Regions from separate parts of the Homo sapiens genome. Here region 2 is linked to region 1. A link is an interaction called in ENCODE POLR2A ChIA-PET data of the cell type or tissue named here. Cell type or tissue: Panc1. All regions are shown on one strand. Links, peaks and the distances in the headings refer to the core of each region. The heading gives the core; the rest is flanking DNA. Region 1 overlaps LINC00649 (long intergenic non-protein coding RNA 649). Region 2 overlaps LOC105372790 (a long non-coding RNA gene).

Region 1 (8,340 bases), core at 50-8,049:
ATTACTTCATTATATGTTACAATGTAATAACAATAGAAATAAAAGGGCACAATAAATGTAACGCACTTGAATCATCCTGAAACCATCCCCCTACCCAGGTCCATGGACAAATTTTCTTCCATGAAACTGGTCCCCAGTGCCAAAAAGGTTGGGGACTGCTGCCCTATTATCTAGTTCCCAGGGATCCATTTTCTCAGTCCTCTGGCCAGAAATACAGGGTTTTTCTCAGGATTTTAGGTCCACAACTAGGCTGCCCTCAGATCAAAGTTGGGAAATAGAATGGGGGAAAATGAGAAATTCAGCTCTGAACAATTCATTCTTCAAGTTTTGACTCCCTTCCTCAGTCTGCATGCTATGACTTTTCCAAGTCTTAAGTATTTTCTGCTTTTAAAAGTTTTAGTTATAATCAGTGGGAGAGAGAGAGGCTTAGAGGTTAGACTCCTTCTGGATCAGGACAGGAAGCTGATCTCTTATTTAAGGTTGTTTTAAGCACTACATATACCGCTGAGGCCCCTAATATGTCCCTCCCCCATCCCCTTTTCCTCCTTCCAACTGCAGAAAAACCTACAGCCTGAATGTAGGATCTATTGCCCCCATGTATTTTATGTTTTTTATGAAGATCCATGAATATGGTATAGTATAGTTTTATGGGTTTTTAAGCTTTACATAAATAGCTTCATGATATAAATATCCAGTACATGGTCAAAATCTGTATATTTTCTGTATCTGCTTAGAAAGAATGTATATTCTCTAACTTTTTTCAGTGGGGGGCGGGGTGGTTGTTGTTTGAGACGAAGTCTCGCTCTGTTGCCCAGGCTGGAGTACAGTGACATGATCTCGGCTCACTACAACCTCCACCTCCCGGGTTCAAGCGATTCTCATGCCTCAGCCTCCTGAGTAGCTGAGATTACAGGTGCCCGCCACCATGCCCAGCTAATTTTTGTATTTTTAGTAGACCCGGAGTTTTGCCATGTTGGCCAGGCTGGTCTGGAACTCCTGACCTCAAATGATCCACCCACCTCAGCCTCCCAAAGTGCTGGGATTACAAGCATGAGCCACTGCACCCGGCCTATTCTCTGATTGTTGAGTGTAAAATTACACATATAATTATTGTTCAAGCTTCTTATATTGTTTATATGTTCCATAATCATACTAATTCTCTGTCTTCTTGGTTTATCAATTACTATGAGAGGTATGTTAAAATCTCTCACTACAAGTATGGATTTGTCTATTTTTCCTCCTAATTTTGTAAAATTTTGCTACATATGTTTTAAGGTGATCTTGCTAGGTCAATGGAGGTGAATGTATCTTAATGAACTGTTCCTTTTATCATATGTAGTGACTATTTTTCTCTTTAAAGTGTTTTTATACATGTATTAAAAAGTCCATTTTGTCTGTTATTACTATAGCCGAACTAGTTTTCTTTTGATTAGTATTCCCCTGGTGTGTATTTTCTACCTTTCTGCGTCACTCTCTAAACAAGAGGCATACTAGAATACTAGACTGCATGTGCGTGTGTGTGTGTGTGTGTGTGTGTGTGTGTGTGTGTGTGTTTAACCTATTCTAACAATCTCTTTTTTTTTTTTTTTAGACAGGGTCTAACTGTGGTGCCCAGGCTGGTCTCAAACTCCTAGACTCAAGCAGTCCTCCCACACCATCCTCCCAAGTAGCTGAGACTTCAAGCCATGAGCCACCACACCTAGCTTCTGTCTTTTAACTGAATAATTTATTCTATTTATATGCATTATGATTACTCATATATTTAGTTTTATTACCATTGCTTTATTTTATACTTCCTACTTACTCTGTCTTTTCTTTGTTTCTTTTCTCTGTCTCTTGGATTGTTTGAGTTTTACTGATTCCTCCTTTATCCTCTAAACTATACATATATATTTTTTTAATTCTGCTCAAGAGTAATCAGACTGATTGATTTTTAGGATTTAAGTCTTAAACCAATTCTAAAAAATTTTTAGCCAGTTTCACTTTGACTGCTGCCTCTTCCCCATTACCTTTTTTTTTTTTTTTTTTTTTGAGACAGAATCTCGTCTGTCACCCAGGCTGAAGTGCAATGGCACAATCTTAACTCACTGCAACCTCCATCTCCTGGGTTCAAGTGATTCTCCTGCCTCAGCCTCCTGAGTAGCTGGGATTATAGGCTCCCACCACCACAACTGGCTAATTTTGTATATTTTTTAAGTAGAGATGGGGTTTCACCATGTTGCCCACACTGGTCTTGAACACTTGACCTCAAGTGATCCACCCACCTTGGCCTCCCAAAGTGCTGGGATTACAGGCATGAGCCACCATGCCCGACCCCATTATCTATCTTCTTACCTTCTGGAAACCCCATTACATGTATATTAGAATTTCTCATTCTGTCCTACTTGTCTCTTAATCTCTCTTTCATATTTTCCATCTCTTAATCTCTCTAAACTGCTTTCTGTGAAATTTCCTGTACCTTCCAAGTCCCTAATTCCCCTTCAGCTGTCTCTAATCTGTCCATTGAGTTTTTAATTTTAATGACTATATACTTTTCATTTTTATTAATATTATTCTTTTTCAAATCTGCCTCCTCCTTTTAATAGTCTTATTCTCTTTATCAATTTTCAATTCCTTTTTAAGTCTTTAATAATTTTAAATATATTTATTTTATAGTATATTTGATAGTTCTATTATCTTAAGTTCTTGAAACATAATCCATCAGTTGCTTGGTCGGCTGACTCTTGCTCATGGTAAATTGATTCCTCGTATGTTTTGTAATTGGATTGTGAACTTATATTTAGTAGGACTCTGTTTGTAGCAATCTTCAACTGCCTGAATTGAGGGAATGTTCCTCCAGAGAAGATTTTTTATTGCTTCTGACAGACATTGCAGGGATACCATCACTGCTTGATACCACTTCTATATTAATCTTTTATCTTAAGAATTCCCAGACCAAATGGGTAATATACATTTGAACCTTGAACCTACATGAAGAATTTATAGTATGTTACGTACTGAATGTTTATGTCCCTCCAAAATTCACATGTTGAAGCCCTAACCCCCAATATATTGTATTTGAAAATGGGGCTTTGGGGAAGTAATTAAGGTTACATGAGGCCATGAAGGTGGGCCTTTCATGATGGAATTAGTGCCCTTATAAGAAGAGACACCAGGGAGCTTGCTCACTTGCTATCTCTTGCGACACACCCACAAAGAAGAGATCATGTGAACACATAGCAAGATGGTGCCCACCTAGAAGAATAACCATCTCCTACACCAGGAAAAATGCTCACTAGGAACCAAATTGGCTGGTACCTTCATTTTGAACTTCCCAACCACCAGAATTGTGAGAAATCAATTTCTGTTTTTTAAGCTACCCAGTCTATGTTATTTTGTTATGGCAGCCTGAACAGACTAATAAATAGTAGCATCCAAAAAATCACAAACCTAGGTATTAACATAATGGAAGTTGTGTAAGAGCTCTACCATTCAATATTGGAAGATTCAATATTATAAAGATATAAACTCTCTACAATCTGGCATATCTAGAGTTTCTGTGTAATTCTAATAAAAATCCCAGCGGGTTTATTGTGAGCGTGCATGGAAATTGACAAGCTCATTCTAAATTTTATATGAAAATGTTAAGGGGCAAAAAGAACCAAGACAATCTTAAAGAAAAACAAAGTTGGAAGACTTTCCCTATTTGATATCAAGACTCATTATAGAATGAAGTAATGGTATACAGTAAGATAATGTCACAAGGATAAACAAATAGACCATTGGAACAGAATCCAGGATCCAGAAACTGACCTATAGATATACGGTCTCTTGATTTACAGCAATGGTGACAATGTAACACAAGAGAAATAATATTATTTTCAATAAATAGTGTTGGGTCAGTTGGCTATCTAGATGTAAAAAAATTAATACCAACCTCTATATATTTTTTTAAAACTATATATACAAAAAAAGAATTCAAGATGGATTGGATTGTAGCTCTAAATTTGAAAAATATAAAAATAAAGCTTCTAAAAGAAATCACAGGAAAATATATTATTTTGGACTAAGCAATATTTCTTAAGTAGGTCTCACAAAGTAATAACTATAAGGAAAAAATAAGAGACTTGAACTTTAATAAAATCAAGGACATCTGCTTATCAAAAACACCATTAAGAGAACGAGGCCGGGCGTGGTGGCTCATGCCTGTAATCCCAGAACTTTGGGAGGCCGAGGTGAGTGGATCATCTGAGGTCAGGAGTTTAGACCAGTCTGGCCAACATGGTGAAACCCCGTGTCTACTAAAAATACAAAAAATTAGCCAGGCATGGTGGCGGGCGCCTGTAATCCCAGCTACTCAGGAGGCTGAAGCAGGAGAATCGCTTGAACCCAAGAGGCAGTGGTTGCAGTGAGCCGAGATCTCGCCATTGCACTCCAGCCTGGGCAACAGAGTGAGACGCCGTCTCAATAAAGGAAGAAAAAAAAAGAGTGAAAAGGCAAGCTAAAGAATGGGAGAAGATATTTGCAATATATTTATGGTCACCAGGATTTATATTTCAAACAAATCTATAAATCAAGTATAAACTGTAAATCAGTAAGAAAAATACAGATGACCCAATAGAAAAAATGAGCAAAATACTTGAACAAACACTTCATAAAAGCAGGTATCAAATTGCCACAATACATATGAGAAAGTACACTCTCATTCATCATCCTAGAAATGCAAATCCAAGGTCAGGCACAGTGGCTCACACCTGTAATCCCAGCACTTTGGGAGGCCGAGGTGGGCAGATCACAATCTCAATCAAGAGATCGAGACCATCCTGGCCAACATGGTGAAACCCCATCTCTACTAAAAATACAAAAATTAGCTGGGCATGGTAGCACACACCTGTAGTCCCAGCTACTCAGCAGGCTGAGGCAAGAGAACTGCTTGAACCTGGGAGGCGGAGGTTGCAGTGAGCTGAGATCATGCCACTGCACTCCAACCTGGTGACAGAGTGAGACTCCATCTCAAGAAAAAAAAAAAAGAAAGAAAGAAATGCAAATCCAACCAGAGTGATTAAAATAAGCCTGAGGAAAAGACAATACAAATTGAGGATGTGGAGCAATTAGAATGCTCCTACACTGTTGTCATTGCTGTTGGACTTTTTTTTTTTTTTTTTTTTTTGATACATGGTCTCACTTTGTTGCCTAGGCTGGAGTGCATTGGCGCGATCAAAGCTCACTGCAGCCTCCATTTCCTGGACTCAAGTGATCCTCCTATCACAGCTTCCTGAGTAGCTGGAACTACAGGTGCACGCCACCATGCCCAGCTAATATTTTAATTTTTTGTAGCGATGGGGTCTCACTATATTGCCCAGGCTGGTCTCAAACTTCTGGCCTCAAGCAATCCTCCTGCCTTGGCTTCCCAAAGTGTTGGGATTACAGGCATGAGCAATAGTGCCTGGCCCATATGCTGTTATTTAAAATGAACAGCAACTTTGAAAAACTGTTTAGCAGTATTCTCCAAATCTGAGGTTATACATACCTAAATTCAATAATTTTTCTCTTAAATATTTGTTCAACATAAATACCTTATGTGCAACAAAAACTCACATACCAGAATGTTCTAAGCAGCACTATTCACCAATATTCAAAAACTGAGAGTCACACAAATGTCCTGGATGAACTTTCAAACCCAAGTGCCCTGCTTCCCAAAACCAGCGTGTACACCCCCATCCCCAAGGGATACACCACATCAGTCATGTACTTGAAGCTCTGACTTCCAGTTCACTCTTCATTTGGCCCCTACAGATTTGCTTTACTTTCTTATGAGCTCAGTTTTGCACTGAAGAGGCTGCATGTGACTGTTCATTCAGAACGTCAGGAGGTTTTGCAGCAGAAGTATTACAAGATTACATAGTTCCTGATATGCCTCATCATCTTTCCATGGCCCTGTCTAGCTGTGAAGATTCTTCCTGGCCCTGGTTTTGCAGACTAAAGATAATATTTTGTTGTAAAGCGGAGAGAGCAGAGAGAAAAAAGGAAGATACTTTCACTTAACACCGAAGGGTCGGGGGAGCATGGTTGGGGTAGTGTCTCTCCCCTAGTTCATCTGCTGAGAGGCTGCAGTGAACCTTGTCCACATCCCACTGGAGAACCAATGCCCTGCCTGGCTGGAAATCAACACCCTGGCTGTCCTAAGGGCTCATCTCTGGTTTGATGAGGTTGACAACTATTTCTAGAGGCTCCCATCACCCAGCTGAGCAGCTGTCCACCTCCCTCAGGTCTCTGGGTGGCACTGGGCAGGGCTGGAATCTAGGCTGCCAGGCACCCCTGACTGAGATGTGCTGAGAGGGTCAAGCCTGGAGAATCCCTCCCACCTTCTGCTTTGCCCCTGGCTCCTGTATGGATGCCCTTCAAGGTCACGCCTCTCTCTGATAGAGGACTCAGTTTAATTACCAGGTGCTGCTTGGACTTCTCGTGTCCTAATTTTCAAATAGCCCACAAGGCCCCAGGCCGCATGTAAACAGGCAGGGAAAATAGTAGCTCCTCCTGAGTGCTGTGCATGGCCCCAGAGGCCGGGATGACCAGTTTTCTGCTGACCACTTCTTTGTGGTTGAGTAAAAAGGCCTTCGCATTTCGGGATAGAACTGAGGTTCCTTAGGATCTACTGTCATCTTCAACCTGTGGCTAAAGAACAAGGGCTGGTGAACAGGGAGATGCTCAGGTCATAACAACAAAAACAGGTGACAGTGATGAAGTATCCTACATGCCAGGCACGGTACACAGGGCTTTACATGGGTTAGGTCATTTAATTCTCAAAACAACCCGAAAGATAGAGATATAGACATACATACATATGTATATATGCGTATATATACACACATATATTATAAATAAATATATATTATAAATTAATGTATAATTATATATTATATATAATCCCATTTGTGATTATTATAATCATATAATTATATATACACATATTATAAATAAATATATAATTATATTTTTTATATATATATATAAAATTCCCATTTTTCTGATGAGCAACTGAGACTGCCAGAGGTATGTGACTTGCTCCAAGTGACACAGTTAAGTGACAAACCCAGGACTGAGCCCCAGAAAATCTGGCTCACATCCTTGACCACGGTTCTAGGTGTGATCTTTTGTCGCTGATCCCAGATTCTACGTCACCTCTAGCACATGTCAGGCACTGCCCCTGGCGGACCCTTTCCACCCTTCCTGCTTTGCTGTCTCAGTGGACCCTTCAGTAGGTGTGTCAGCGGGAGGGGTTCACAGAACACCTCTTTGGCGGGATCTCCAAAAGCCCCTCCTCATTTCCCTCTTCTTGACCACCAACGTGTCCCTCTCCCTGCCCTTTTAGCTGGGGTCTCCTGCGTGCCTGGGCCTTTCTGTCTCCTTCTTATTTACTTTGCCCAGCAACTACTATAACTTCTCACCTGGCTCTGACCCACACAAACCTAGACCAATCCCCCTGTTTCCCTCTCCACCTCCTAAAGAGTGGGGTGCCCAGCTGGACCATAACGACACAGCTGCCTCGGGCTGGGGTTGAGGGGCATCCACTTGGTTCTTCCTTCACTGGGAACGCCAGACCAGGAACGGCCCCAGCTTTCCTTAAGGAGGAATGGTTTCTCTGAGTGGAAATGGTACGCATTCTGCAGGCACTAACCATCTTCAGTGGTTGTGGTTTAAAACTCAGAATGAGAAAGCCACCTTCAAAGAAGCCATGCCACACATTTCCTGTTTAGGAGCTCAGCCTAGACTAGATGAGTGCTCACGCCTATAGTCCCAACACTGGGAGGCTGAGGCGAGTGGATGGTCTTCAGCCCAGGAGTTTGAGACCAGCCTGGGTAACACAGTGAAACCCCATCTCTACCAAAAAAAAAAAAAAAATTAGCCGGGTGTGGTGGGACTCACCTGACTCACCTGTACTCCCAGCTACTCAGAAGGCTGAGGTGGGAGGATCACTTGAGTCCAGGAGACTGAGGCTGCAGTGAGCCATGATCACACTACTGCACTACAGCCTGGGCAAGAGAGTGAGACAGTGTCTCAAAAAAAAAAAGAGCTCAGCCTTGATTGGGCATCAGATTTAGTTCTTGCTTAATGGCCCAGAGCAGCATAAAGCATGAAGCATGACAGACATGTCAAAAGCAGGCCTGGCAGAGTCATCCTCCTGGGCTCCTATGGCATATCCTTCACGCTGGCCAGGCCTCAAATCCAATTCCAGGTCTTGACCACCACCAAAGCCCTGCGGTCAGCCGAAGGTTCCTGCCAGCCAGCTTTGTTCAGTTATCTACTTATTTTTACCCCTAAACCACCCCAAAAAAATAAGCAGACTGACTGTTCAGTTAA
Region 2 (8,340 bases), core at 136-8,135, 99 kb before region 1:
CTAATCATGAGCTTGTCAATGTTTTTAACTAACATTCATAACTGTTATTTAGACTTGCTGTGTTATATCCTACTCCAGGAAATGCCGGTGTCCATTTAATCTTTCCCCTGCTCTTGGATGTTTCAGGTGACACTTTTTCACTCTTCATTTGTATAGCAAATCCCTAGATGAACATCTTTGTTCTCTGGCTTTTTCTGCATTTAGGAATGCTTCCTTTGCTTGGCCTTCCAAAGCGGAATTTCTTGAAACTGATGGCTTCTTGGGTCCATTGCCAAATGTTTTTTTTCCAAATAGGGCATCAGCAGTGCTGAGCAGGCCTCGGGTTAGAATCAGAGCTAGGGGGCCAGGCTCGGTGGCTCACGCCTGTAATCCCAGCACTTTGGGAGGCCCAGGCAGGAGGATCACCTGAGATCAGGGGTTTGAGACCAGCCTGGCCAATATGGTGAAGCCCTATCTCTACTAAAAATACAAAAAAATTAGCCAGACATGGTGGTGCAGACCTGTAGTCCCAGCTACTCAGGAGGCTGAGTCAGGAGAATTGCTTAAACCTGGGAGGCGGAGGTTGCAGTGAGCTGAAATCACACACTGCAGTCCAGCTTGGGGGACAGAGCGAGACTCCATCTCAAAAAAAAAAAAAAAATCAGAGCTACGGGAAACTGAGGCCAGCAAGGATCCTGTGTTCTCAGTACCCGAAACACTGCAATAAAATTTCTCCAGGGCTAGGCCAGGAGGTCAGAAGATCTAAGAAGTGGAACTAGGGATGATTGGAAATGCCCGAATCATGTGGAATCAGTGCCAAAAGAAAGTAAGTAATGAGTCTAGACATGTAATTGCCGAAGTGCATATGGTGCCTCCAGCTGTACCACCCTGAACAGCTGATTGCTCAAGTGCTATACAGTAAAGACCAAGAGGTGGAAAATTACAGGCAAAGTACAGGTGAAGGCCAGGACCCCAGGCACATATTTTTAAAAGAAGCTCTGGCCGGGCACAGGGCTCACTCCTGTAATCCCAGCACTTTGGGAGGCCGAGGTGGGTGGATTGCCTGAGGTCAGGAGTTCAGGACCAGTCTGGCCAACATAGTGAAACCCTGTCTCTATTAAAAATACAGAAAACTAGCCAGACATGGTGACATGTGCCTGTAATCCCAGCTACTCGGGAGGCTGAGGCAGGGGAATTGCCTGAACCAGGGAGGTGGAGGTTGCAGTGCACCGAGATCACACCACTGCTCTCCAGCCTGGGCAACAGAGCGAGACTCTGTCTCAGAAAAAAAAAAAAAAAAAAAAAAAAGAAGAAGAAGCTCTAATCTCCTGGGTGGTGGCATGGAAAGTTACTCAAAGGCAGAAACCGCCTCATCCCAATGGTTCCTGAAAGCCACCTCACCCTGCACTTCGCCCAGGGAACCATATAAAAAGGGAGTTCCAGCATCCACTTCCTTCTTGGTTCCAAGCTGCCTGCCTCAGCCCATTCCTCCCACCTCATTCTATCTTGGATTTTATTTTTTCAGCTTCCAACCTGGGCATTCTTTCACTATTGCAGGTGAAAATGACAAGGTCCTCTTGCAGCTGCCATTGATTCCCCCAAACCATAACTTGTTCCACCCCCCCAAACCATAACTGGTTCCACTGCCACCAGCTAGCCAGCTTTGGGTCACCTCTGCCGATTCCTTCCATCTGCCCCCAAGACCACTGCTGTGCCCACCCCACAGGGCTCCCTCTCTGAGTGCTCTCCTCCTACTGTCTGGTTTCCAGCACTGCCCAGACCCTGCTGATGTCCAGACCTTCTTCCAGCCCAGACCTGTCTCCTGGCCCCAGGCCCAGGTTTTGGCTGATCATTAGACATTTCTACCTGGGTGTTCCAGGTGTCAGCTGAACCCAGTATCTTGCCTTTAGGCTGCGCCACCTCCAGTCTCATGTCCTGTGAATGGCCCCACCACATACCCAGGCCTTGTACCAGAAATCAGAAAACCTCCTAGAGGTGACCTTATTTCTTACTTCCATCCAGTAGGTCACCAAGGAGCTCTCAAATCCATTCCTTCCTTGCCACCCACCTCACTCCACAGCCCTCAAATGCACTCCCACACGCACTTGTTTACCTGCCTCACTGACCCGGGTCTTCCCTCTTCTACTCTCGGGCTCCCAGAGTGGTCCTTCTCAAACAGCATGTTGATCAGATCACATTTCTGTTTACGTAAAACTCTAACTGCCTCCTGGAACGAGGGGTACTGGGGGTAACATTCCAAATCCATTCATTCATTCACTCATTCAGGAAATATTTACTGAGGGCCTTCCATCTGACAGGCACCACACTAGCACTGGGAACCCACTGGAAAATAAAGCAGACATGGGTAAGTGATGTCCACTGATATCAGGGTCATCTACGAAGGGCTGCACCATGCACACCGAGATTGATCCCTCACCACATCCCAGCTGTATTCTCCACCGTTAAACTCACGACCCTGCAGCTCCCGAAGCATGGTGCTTCCCTACCCAGAACAAGTTGCTTCTCCAGCCCTATTTACGCTTCCCTATTCTTTCTTTGGATAATCACTATTTGTTCTTCCCAACTCAACTGTATTCTCAGCTCCTCTCGAAAGCTTTGCCAACACCCTTCCTCATCCCCCTTCAGATCTACCTGCCCTTCCCCTATGTCACCAGCACCTGTGTTTACCTCCATAATTGTATTGACCACACAGTGTAGTGACACTGTTTACTTGCTTATATTCCCTTTCCCACCCACTTCCTACACACACATACACACACACACACACATTTATGAGCCCCTTAAGATAAGGACCTGGGTGTTTTTATCACCGGTGCCTAAAAACGACTGGTATATGGTCTGTATTTGGTAAACAAACCATGTGAAGATAACACAGATCATTCTTACTTTTGAGTTAATAAAATATTTGTTGACTACATTTATTTATATAGTTCATTATAAATGCAGGTTAATGTCTTGGTCACCTTGGATACATTTAATAAACTTTTCAGAGTAGCATGAAGTTCACTGGGCCAGATTTTTATTGAATGCCAACTATGTGCCAGGCATCATTTTGGCACAGGGAATATGGCAGTGAAAAAATTAAAGTCCCTCTACTCTTAAGGCTTCTATTCTAGTGGGAAAAGGCTGACTGTAAACACATAAATAAGTGGAAATCTCAGAGAGTGATAAATGCTATGAAGAAAACATCATAACGGGAGGAGGAGGCATTCTTGGAGGTGGGAGAGCAGCCTCCACATTAGCTGGAGTGATTTGGGAAGCCCCTCTTTCTTTTTTTTTTTTTTTTTTTTGATATGGAGTCTCACTCTGTCACCCAGGCTGGAGTGCAGTGGCACGATCCCGGCTCACCACAACCTCTGCCTCCCGGGTTCAAGCAATTCTCCTGCCTCAGCCTCCCAAGTAGCTGGGATTACAGGTGCCTGCCACCACGCCCAGCTAATTTTTGCATTTTTTATTAGAAATGGGATTTCACCATCTGGGCCAGGCCAGTCTCGAATTCCTCACCCCAAGTGATCCCCTCACTTCGGCCTCCCAAAGTGCTCCTGACCTCAGGTGATCCGCCCACTTTGGCTTCCCAAAGTGCTGGGATTACAGGCTGGGATTACAGTGAGCCACTGCACCCGGCCTGGGCAGGCCCCCCTTAAGCCCAACTTCCTCATCAGTGAGTTGGGAATGATGACGGTACTGAGGTGCTTGGAGACTTAGGAGGATTACATGAGAAAATATGAATACAGCACCAACACTTAATAAAAATTGTCCTTATTGCAGGGTTTTTGTTCGGTTTTGTTTTGTTTTTGAGACAGAGTCTCGCCCTGTTGCCAGGCTGGAGTGCAGTGACATGATCTCGGCTCACTGCAACCTCCACCTTCCAGGTTCAAGTGATTCTCTTGCCTCAGCCTCCCAAGTAGCTGGGATTACAGGCGCGTGCCACCACGCCCAGCTAATTTTTTTGTATTTTTAGTAGAGAGGGGGTTTCACTGTGTTAGCAAGGATGGTCTCGATCTCCTGACCTCGTGATCCGCCCGCCTTGGCCTCCCAAAGTGCTGGGATTACAGGCGTGAGCCACCATGCCAGGCCTATTGCAGAGTTTTAAGCAAGGAAGAAAGATTATCTAATTTACACTCTTTTTTTTTTTTTTTTGAGACAGAGTCTTGCTCTGTTGCCCAGGCTGGAGTGCAGTGCCACAATCTTAGCTCACTGCAACCTCTGCCTCCTGGGTTCAAGCAGTTCTCCTGCCTGAGCTTCCTGAGTAGCTAGAATTGCAGGCACACACCACCACACCTGGCTAATTTTTTCTATTTTTAGTAGAGACAGGGTTTCACCATGTTGCCCAGGCTGGTCTCAAACTCCTGTCTCCAACTCCTGTCAAGCGCTTCACCCGCTAAGCCTCCCAAAGTGCTGGGATTATAGGCGTGAGCCACTGCGCCTGGCCCCTAATTTACACTCTTAAAGGAGCATGCCAACTGCAGATGGAGAATGAATGGTAGGGGTGGTAGGAGAGGGAGGCCACCCCCGGAGGCTGTGGCGATGGAAAGAAAGATGAAGCTTCTTTCTGTTTCTAGAAGCAGATCTAGTCAAGTATCAGAGATTTACTGACATGTGCCACTGGAAAGGCCAAGTTTAGAAGATAATCTCTTGGACACGAAGAGCACATTTGTGCCTGATGGAATGTGTGAAAACATGCCTGTATTTCCTGCCACACACATGTCCTGCATCAAGTTCTACCATGATCGTCACACCTGGGCCATCGTTCACATCTGCTTCTAAACGACTGGTACAACTGTGTGTCTCTCTTTCTACTGTGCCTGGGCTGTCTCCTTGGGGTTTCGTTTTCATCTCTAAGTCTATTAAATTACTCCTTAAGGTTTCATGAGTATTTCCCCTGCAGTTTCCCAGAGTCCTACAAGCTGCTCAGCCATTGTTATCTTTTGAGACTTTTAAAGCTTTGATTAACTTAATAAATAAAAACACAGTTCTTGAGACAGGGTCTCACTTTGTCACTCAGGCTGGAGTGTAGTGGTGCGATTTAGGCTCGCTGCAACCTCGACCTCCTGGGCTCAAGCAATCCTCCCACCTCAGTCCCCAACCAAGTAGCTGAAACTACAGGCAGGCACCACCATGCTCAGTTAATTTGTGTTTTATTTTTAGTAGAGATGGAGTTTTGCCATGCTGCCCAGGCTGGTCTTGAACTCCTGGACATAAGCAATCCGCCTGCTTTGGCCTCCCAAAGTGCTAAGATTACAGGCATGAGCCAATGCGCTCAGCCTAAACACATACAATTCTAAACACTCAGAAATGCACACAATTCTTATAAACATGATCTACCCAGCACCTGTTCATGGTGAAGATTTTGAATGTTATTGGAGCGAGGTTTTCATGTGATCATCAAATGTTGGCCCACTCGGTGGCTGGACTGAAACACGAAAACTCCCGAAAGCTCTGCCTTAGGAAACACAATAATATATATGTTTGTTGAATGAATGAGTGAATGAACAAATTCTTAAAATTTATGGCAACCCCAAAAGTGGAAGTAGGAAAGAAATGTTCAAGGAACATTCTAGATGAAGCTGCTCAATACCATCTCCATTGTGATCTTGGGGGGCCTGGCTCAAAATTCTAGGTTTGCTCATCTCTTCTTCCTTCCCTCCCCTCTTTCCTCTCTTCCTCCTTTCTTTCTTCTTCTTTTGTTTGTTTTTTTTATTTTTAGTTATACCAGTCATACGGATAGCCCTCTCAGCAAATACTCAGTCCCTTCTCTAGAAGTAATCACTGTTTTTAGACTGGATGTATGCCTCTGAAATTAATTCTATGTACTTCTATGCATGATGACTGTGCTGTATATGTAAACATGTATAGCATTGTTTTGATATACATGTATTGCATTGTGTGCATCATTCTGCAGACTGTTTTATTTTCTCAGTGGTAATGGTACAGCTTCAAAAACTCTCCAAATCTCTATGTATAAATCTACTTCATGTTTAAAGACTGATACTCAGCATTTCGTAATTTACTGTACTTAGTATATGTAACCATTCTGTTTTTTCTTTTTATAATTGTGTGTGCGCATATGTTTGTGTGTGTGTGTATGTCTGTGTGTGTGTGTGTGTATGTGTGTGTGTGTGTGTGTGTTAAAACAAATATAGAACAGGGAAAAAACAAAAATGTATCGCTCAATGGTTTATCCCAAAGTGAACATCCATATAACCCTATTCAAGAAATAAAATATTACCAGCATTCCAGAAACCTCCTCTGTATTCCAATCACCATACCATCCCTCTCTGATTAAAGTAGCCACTACCCTGATTTTTATGGAAGTCATTTCCCTGATTTTTTAAAAGACAGTTTTACCATCACAACTTGTATTCTTAAATATTAGAGTTTAGTTTTGCTTTTTGAATTTCATATAAATGGAATCTTTCAGTACACCTTCTTTTGTGCTTGGTTTCTTTCACTCAAAATCATTTTTGGAGATTTCTCCATGTTGCTCCATGCAGCCAAGGTTCATTTGTTTTCGTGGAGTTTCTACCTTGTTGCCCAGGCTGGAGTGCAATGGCGCAATCTTGGCTCACCGCAACCTCCGCCTCCTGGGTTCAAGTGATTCTCCTGCCTCAGCCTCCCGAGTAGCTGGGACTACAGGCATGTGCCACCACGGCCAGGTAATTTTGTATTTTTTTAGTAGAGACGGAATTTCTCCATGTTGGTCAGGCTGGTCTCAAACTCCTGCCCTCAGGTGATCCGCCTGCCTCGGCCTCCCAAAGTACTGGGTGTGAGCCAGCTACTGTATTTTATTCAGTAAATACACCACAATTTATTTATCCATCCTACTGTTAAGGACAATTGGGCTGAGTAAATTCTGAGGCTGTTGGGAGCAGCTCTGCTTTAACTGTTCTTGTCCGTTTCTTGGTGCCCACGTGCATGCATTTCTATTGGGCACATATCTAGGAGTGGAATTGTTGGGTCATAATATACGCATATCTTCTACTTTAATAGAGAATGCTAAACTGTTTTCTCAAAGTGGCTATGTCAATTTATTCTCTTACCAGCCATGTATGAGAATTCCCTTTGCTTTACATCCTCACCAACAGTTATTATTATCAGTCTTTTTAGTTGTAACCATTATGATGGATGCATAGTTGAATCTCATTGAAACTATAAGTTCTCTGATTTCTGATTTATAGGTTTATTAATCTGGATAGCCTGTTTTATGAAGTACCCATCCCAGTGTCTTGTCCCTTTTTCTACTGGGTTATCTTATTCTTACTGGCTTGTAAGAGTTTTGTGTGTGTGTGTGTGTGTGTGTGTGTGTGTGTGTGTGTGTGTGTATTCTGAATAGTTGCTTACCTTTTCACCCTCTTACTGTCATCTTTTAATGAACAAAAATTCTTAATTTTAGTGAAATGTAATTTTTTTAATAGTTAATATATTTTGAGCCCTGTTTAAGAAGTCTTTATGTACACTAGAGTAGGAAGATATTATACTACGCTATCAACTAGAAGTTTTATTTTACCTTTCACATTTAGATCTGCAATTCACCTGAAATTGAATTTTACATATGGTGTGAGATAAGGATCAAGTTTAATTTTTTTCCATATGGATATCCAGTAGTCCCAGCACTATTTGTTGAAGAAAACTTTGTGAAATATCGAGTGTCAAAATACGCATGAGTCTGTTTCTAGATTTCTCCCTTCTCTTTGATTGATCCATTTATCTACTTATGCATATATATATATATATATATACTATGTAAATGGCTGTGGTTTTATGATAACCTGATATCCAGTAGAGCAAATCCTTCCATCTTTTTATTCTTCTAAAAAGTGTTTTGCTATTTTGGGCCCTTTGAATTTTTATACCTGTATGTTCTTTTGGATATTTTACGTATACTATGATACCATCTATGAATAATGAGTTTTATATTTTCCTTCCCACTTCATATATCTTTCATTTCATTTTATTGCTTTTCTTCGTTTGTCTAGGAGATTCAACACAATGTTTAATAGGAATGAGAGTGGACATCTGTATCTTATTCTCATTTTCAAAGAGAAACCTGTCAACATTTCACCATATGTTTGCCATAGGTTCCCCCAGATAACCTTTATAAGATTAAGGAAGTTCTCTTCCATTAAGAATATTTTTTATGAACGACAAATTTTATCAAAAGCTTTTTCTGCATCTCTGGGATAGTCATAGTTTTCTTTGTTTTGTTAATATAGTGAAATGCATTGATTAATTTTCTAAAGGTATTCTTGGAACAAATTTAATTTGGTCATGATATCTTTTGCATAGCTAGATTTGGTTGGCTGGTGTTTGTTTGGGATTTTTGCTTCTATGTGCTAGAGT

The links. Peaks named below come from ENCODE experiments on the same cell type or tissue, not always from the same donor. Only the 100,000 strongest peaks of a DNase experiment are listed, where the experiment ranks them.
Region 2: POLR2A ChIA-PET joins it to region 1 with 7 read pairs; 9 of 35 experiments call an interaction of 5 or more read pairs at or near these places.

The regions. Positions count from the first base shown.
Region 1 is chr21:33,949,438-33,957,777 of GRCh38, reverse strand. The region is part of intron 2 of LINC00649 (long intergenic non-protein coding RNA 649); the gene reads right to left. Among named protein-coding and RNA genes, the nearest start is that of LINC00649, 22 kb to the right of the region's middle. In Panc1, for the core only: no CTCF peak of the experiment used is centred there; no DNase peak of the experiment used is centred there; H3K27ac peaks cover 2,098 bases.
Region 2 is chr21:34,048,814-34,057,153 of GRCh38, reverse strand. It overlaps LOC105372790 (a long non-coding RNA gene), which reads right to left. Exons shown (of 4, transcript XR_937681.3): 4 at 5,206-5,443. Among named protein-coding and RNA genes, the nearest start is that of MRPS6, 21 kb to the left of the region's middle. In Panc1, for the core only: no CTCF peak of the experiment used is centred there; no DNase peak of the experiment used is centred there.